2 separate regions of the Homo sapiens genome follow, and region 2 is linked to region 1. A link is a contact called in ENCODE Hi-C or POLR2A ChIA-PET data. All regions are on one chromosome and are shown on one strand. Each heading gives the region's core, a stretch centred on a gene start or an enhancer-like site at or near the end of the contact. The rest is flanking DNA. Distances are from core to core; before and after follow the strand shown. Region 1 has its middle 23 kb from the start of PKDCC. Region 2 has its middle 17 kb from the start of PKDCC.

Region 1 (2,700 bases), core at 23-2,522:
GGTTTGGAAAATTAGCTGAGCCCAGTTAGATTAGAAAGAGGACCCCCAAAGTGGTGGAATGGGGACTGCAGTTGTGGGATCCTTGGTGGTTCTGTGGAGCTGGGGGCTAACTAGCTTTGGGGTGATTTTTCTGGATTCGATCCTGCCTATCTGTGCTATGATTCTTGTGTCACTCTGCAGTGTGTTTCCGGGCTCTGAATCCTCAGGGCCAACTCTCACTTGATATCTGAGCAGAGACCCCATCTGGATCTCATCTGACAGGGCTTGGTGTGGCTTCTACGGCAGCCATAATATTCCCTATGCAGATTGAAGTTCTCCTAGCCGAAGCCTCTTATTCACTCTGCAAGATACTGCTGGTGGGAGTAGATCATTCCAGCAGTCACCTCCCAGGCTAGAGGCGCCTTACCTGAGTAACTAGCTTAATCTTTTTAAGCCTTGGTTTTCTAATCTGTAAAATGGTGATAATAGTAATGTCTAACTCATAGGGTTGCTATTAAGTAAATATGGCAATAAATAGAAAAAGCCTTATATACTGCAAACACCTTATAACTGTACAATACATGTTAACTTTTCCTTTTTGTTAATTCTCACCTCACAACAGATACCTATAGTAGTCAGGTTTGTGATGCAGATCAAGGTGACAGTCCGGATTTGGGGTGAGAGTAAGGTTTAGAATTTGGATGAGGATAAATGTGTGGGATTAAATTCAGTGATTTTGAAGTGTTTGGGTTGAGACTGGTGTGGAGTTCCTGTGAGGGATGGTTTTAGGATTGAGCTTGGGGTCAGGATCATATGTGGGATGCAAATCTCTGGGAGAATTAGGGTTAGAGGGGGAGTTGGCTTTAAGGAAGTTCTTTCTGTTAGAAATAGAATGCCTACATCTGTCTATATCTCAGCATACACTCAGGAGACACACGGGGGCTCTAAAATTCTGGCTTCCTCAGGGGCTGAACTTGTCTACCTCAGCCTGAGCTATTGCCAGGATAACTCCTCCAGGCTCTGTTTTGGGGGACAGAGCAGTGTACAAGGTCAAGGCCTCCCTTGTGGAAAAGCCTAGAAGATCAAGGCTGGAGAGAATGTAGGGAACTCACTGTGGCTGCCCAGCTGTTTCAGTTCTGGTAGGTTCATTCGTCCTACACCTAAGCCCCAGGCCTCCCACCTCCAGCCGGCTTTCTCCCTAACAGACTCCACATTCTCCCTGGACTGGCCTCTGATTCCAGGACTCTGTGTCCCCAGAGAGTCTGATCTGACACAACTCCGATCTGATAGCTCCCTTCCATGCTTTACAGGGAGCAGCAGGGAGAAACCTTGGCCTGGCCTGGGTGCCTGCTCCAATGCCCCTGCTCCAGTCTCCAGTTCCTGGGGGAGGGTAGGACACAAAAGCCGGATCTCCCTGACAGCCCCATCCTCCTCCCTCCAGCCCCTCTCCCTCTCTCTGAGTTCCCTCCAGGGCTAGAGGAGGCCAAAGAAAACAGAGCGCTTCCCTAGCTCACTCTCCCTCTCTCCCTCACTTCCTGCTGGGGAAGATGGTTTACTCCCTCCCCTGCCCTGGCTCAGGACCTGGCCTTGGTGTCAAGTTTCTCCAGAGCTTCCAGAATCAGAGGCCCTGCATGCACTCAAGGTAGACCCCTCACCTCTTTCAATTTCACCTTTTTCATGACTTTTCTCTCTCATTCCAAGGCTGTTTAGCCCAGTCTCCACTCCCTGTAGTAAAGTTTTATTTTTCAGATGGTGGAAAAAATCCAATGGAAGGAAGGTTTCCTTGGGAGTGTCGGGCACGTAGGATGATGGTGGGGTAAAGGAGGACAGATAGCTGCTATGGAGAAGGGGTATCTGTGCAGCGGATAAGAAAGAGTCATGTGGACACAGGGATCAAACACACTTCCCTTTAGGCCTGCTGATCATGTGGGAAAAAAGCTCCTTCTTGCAGCCCAGTAAGAATGGCCTCCCTGGTGCTGTGCAACATGGTGACCCTGGCCAGTGGGCATCCTTAAAAGACCCTCCAGTAGCACCAGAGGGACAAGAGGCCCCAGGTTCATTTGTGGCCAGCTCAGGAGGCACTTTGTCAAAGAGCCTGAACTCCTGGGAATTATGGAGCCTCTGAAGCCCTGGACATTTCCTACCCCTGCTGAGAAAGCAAGAAAAAGAGAGAGGAGGAAGCAAGAGCAGAGTAAGTACAAAAAGAGAAGATGAAGGACAGTCTGGGGGAGCCAGAAGAGAGGACTGCTTATGGAGATTATTATTACTGTTACCATATCTTATGATCACCCACCTGCACCTGCAGGCAATTCCACAGAGACTGTTCAAGGATGATAGAAGAATCAGGGTTCCTTTATTTTATTTTTTATTTTTGAGACAAAGTCTCTCCCTGTCGCCCAGGCTGGAGTGCAGTGGCACGATCTCAGCTCATTGCAACCTCTGCCTCCTGGGTTCAAGCAATTCTCCTGCCTCAGCCTCCTGAGTAGCTGGGATTACAGGCATGCGCCACCATGCCAGGCTAATTTTTTTTGTATTTTTAGTACAGATGGGGTTTCAGCATGTTGGTCAGGCTGGTCTCAAACTCCTGGCCTCATGATCTACCTGCCTCGGCCTCCCAAAGTGCTGGGATTACAGGCATGAGCCACTGTACCCAGCCTCAGGGTTCCTTTTTATAGGACTGAGGCAGGACTCCTGGCAGGAGTCCTGGGTTTGCAAATCTAC
Region 2 (2,700 bases), core at 28-2,527, 39 kb before region 1:
GCACATACACACCATGGAATACTATGCAGCCATAAAAAATGATGAGTTCAGGTCCTTCGTAGGGACATGGATGAAGCTGGAAACCATCATTCTCAGCAACTATCACAAGGACAAAAAACCGAACACCGCATGTTCTCACTCATAGGTGGGAATTGAACAATGAGAACACTTGGACACAGGAAGGGGAACATTACACACTGGGGCCTGCTGTGGGGTGGGGGGAGGGGGGAAGGATAGCATTAGGAGATATACCTAATGTAAATGACAAGTTAATGGGTGCAGCACACCAACATGGCACATGTATACATATGTAACAAACCTGCACATCGTGCTCATGTACCCTAGAACTTAAAGTATAATAAAATATATATATAAAAGAAAAATACCTTTGTCATCCTTGCAAAATTACTGGTTTTTGTGTATTTCCTTCCAGTCTCTTCCACTATTTTTTTTGAGATGGGCGGCGGGGGGGGGGCTCTCTTTTTTTTTTTTTTTTTTTTTTTTTTTTTGAGATGGAGTCTCACTCTGTCACCCAGACTGGACTGCAGATCACTGAAACCTCCGCTTCCCTGGTTCAAGTGATTCTCAAGTCTCAGCCTCCTGAGTAGCTGGGATTACAGGCACACGCCACCATGCCCAGCTAATTTTTTTTGTATTTTTCGTAGAGACAGGGTTTCACCATGTTGGCCAGGCTGGTCTGGAACGCCTGGCCTCAAGTGACCCGCCAGCCTCAGCCACCCAAATGCTGGGATTATAGGTGTGAGCCACCGTGCCCAGCCTCCAAATTTATTCTTACATAGTTGAATATATGGGTTGCATACTGCTTTTTCATTTAACAGTATAATTTATACATTTTCTCATATTGCCAAACAGTTCTCATTTTTGTTATTCTAAATAATGTTGCAAGGAGCATCTGTGTGCATCTGAATCTTTTCATATTTTGAATTATTTGCTAAGAATATATTTTCAGAAGCAGCATGAATGGATTACATAAAGACTTGAGCATTAAAGAGTTAACCTGTAAGTTCCTAACCCGAAAGTACCCTGTAGAAATCTCTTCATCTCAGCACATTGTTGGAGAGCCTATAGGAAAAAAAAGGTCACTTCAGCATATGTGATAGGATTGTGGGTAATTTCTAAAAAAATTCGGCATGCGAAGTCCATTCCGGGTATAGCACTATCTTGAGACCCAAGTCAAATAGTACTAAATGTGCTAAGCAGAGGTCTGTGTTTAAAGAAGAAATTCATTTGCTCTTAATAACTGCAGAATGCTGCATAGCTCAACGATGGAGTCAGAAGACTCCGCACGGCATCAAAGCCTGCTTCAATAAGATACGGGAGGCCAAGGTACAAGATAATCTGTCTTTCTCAATTAAAGTAGCTTTGTGCCCTAAGTGCAATAGTCATTTCTTAGAACAATGGTTGCCTTTAAAACTTTTTATTGATGGCAGAATAAAAGGACTAAACAAAACCAGAGTGTTTAAAGGTAATCTATATCCCATATACAACCCAAAGAGCGGTGTAAACAAGGTGATATGTCATAAAATGAAATGTGATACAGATAACCTTACTATTATCTTCTGCACAAGTTCAGATGAATTACAGTGCCTGAAATCTCCAAGCAATGGAAAGTAAGGCACACTGTATGTTTTGTTTTTGTTTTGTATCCCCTCTCTGCACCCCCTGCCACCCCCCAGTCCAGCCTGCTGCCAATAAATAAGAAGATTGACATCATGGAAGCATAGGACAAAATGAGAGCCTTTTCTTGAGACTGACCCTCGTGCTGAAGAACCGAAGGCACCAGAGGGGTCTCTGGGAAATGGTGCGAGAGTTTAGTTTCCATGCCAGGCAAGCTGACAGAACCTCTCAGGGCAGGATTACGGGTGCTTGAGAAAACTCCACCTCCTGTGGAAAGGCAGCCTGTCTTTGGTAAGGAGAAATCATGCTTCCCTAATCTACTAGAGCTTTGTGAAGGGTCAGAATAAGTGTGCGGATAAGGGGGAAACAGGAGACACAATCTCCTTACACTTTCAAGCGTCCTCTGACAGGTGCCACACCAAAGCATGTTAAAGGAGTTGAGTCACCATGGGAATGGAGAGAATGTTGGAAACAAATAGGGAACTGGCTTAGAGATAAGGAATAAAGAGTAAGGATAAACAAGTCTTTATCTGGATGGAAAAATGTGAACTGTGGGGCTCCTGCTGGGGAATTGATGCTCCTGGGGGGACCAAGTTAACTGGCCCTTAATGATTTGAGATGTGACTATCAAGCCCTTTTGCTTTCACAAGTCACATGTGGAAATCATCCCCATCGCCATAGAGTCATGGATCATATATCACCTTGAATTGTGACATCTCCAGTGACTTAGTGGGCTCCTGAAAGGCAGAGCATGGTTGATATTTCTGGATTCATTACAGTGACTAGCATCCAAGAAATATTTTGTGGCTTGATCTGTTGAGAGAAGAATGAGTGTACATTGAAATCTTCTGGCTTGCCAATGACCTTGAGCTCTTCCAAGTAGGCAAATACCAGCAAAGGGCTGTGAGATGCAGGAAGATACAGAGGGCTCAAGAATGGCTGAACATGTTCCCCATGGACAAGGGCAGGTTGAGTAAAGCATTTGAATTGCAGTTTTTCTTTTTTTTTTTTTTTGAGATTGAGTTTTGCTCTTTTTGCCCAGGCTGGAGTGCAATGGCAGGA

What was found. Hi-C counts contacts between places; a loop is a spot of excess contacts on that map. ChIA-PET counts read pairs that join two places held with the same protein, here RNA polymerase II (POLR2A). Pooled maps may share reads with other maps.
Region 2: a pooled map shows a loop between it and region 1 (5-fold over the local background). The contact joins two enhancer-like sites. A Hi-C loop is called at or near these places in 1 of 50 pooled maps. POLR2A ChIA-PET finds 5 or more read pairs at or near these places in 3 of 52 experiments (AG04450, H1 and K562).

The regions. Positions count from the first base shown.
Region 1 is chr2:42,024,067-42,026,766 of GRCh38, reverse strand. No RefSeq gene overlaps it. Among named protein-coding and RNA genes, the nearest start is that of PKDCC, 23 kb to the left of the region's middle. Within about 2 kb of position 1,272, at least 10 of the 41 ENCODE cell types and tissues checked have a DNase peak (open chromatin) inside an H3K27ac peak, as active enhancers do.
Region 2 is chr2:42,063,293-42,065,992 of GRCh38, reverse strand. No RefSeq gene overlaps it. Among named protein-coding and RNA genes, the nearest start is that of PKDCC, 17 kb to the right of the region's middle. Within about 2 kb of position 1,277, at least 4 of the 41 ENCODE cell types and tissues checked have a DNase peak (open chromatin) inside an H3K27ac peak, as active enhancers do.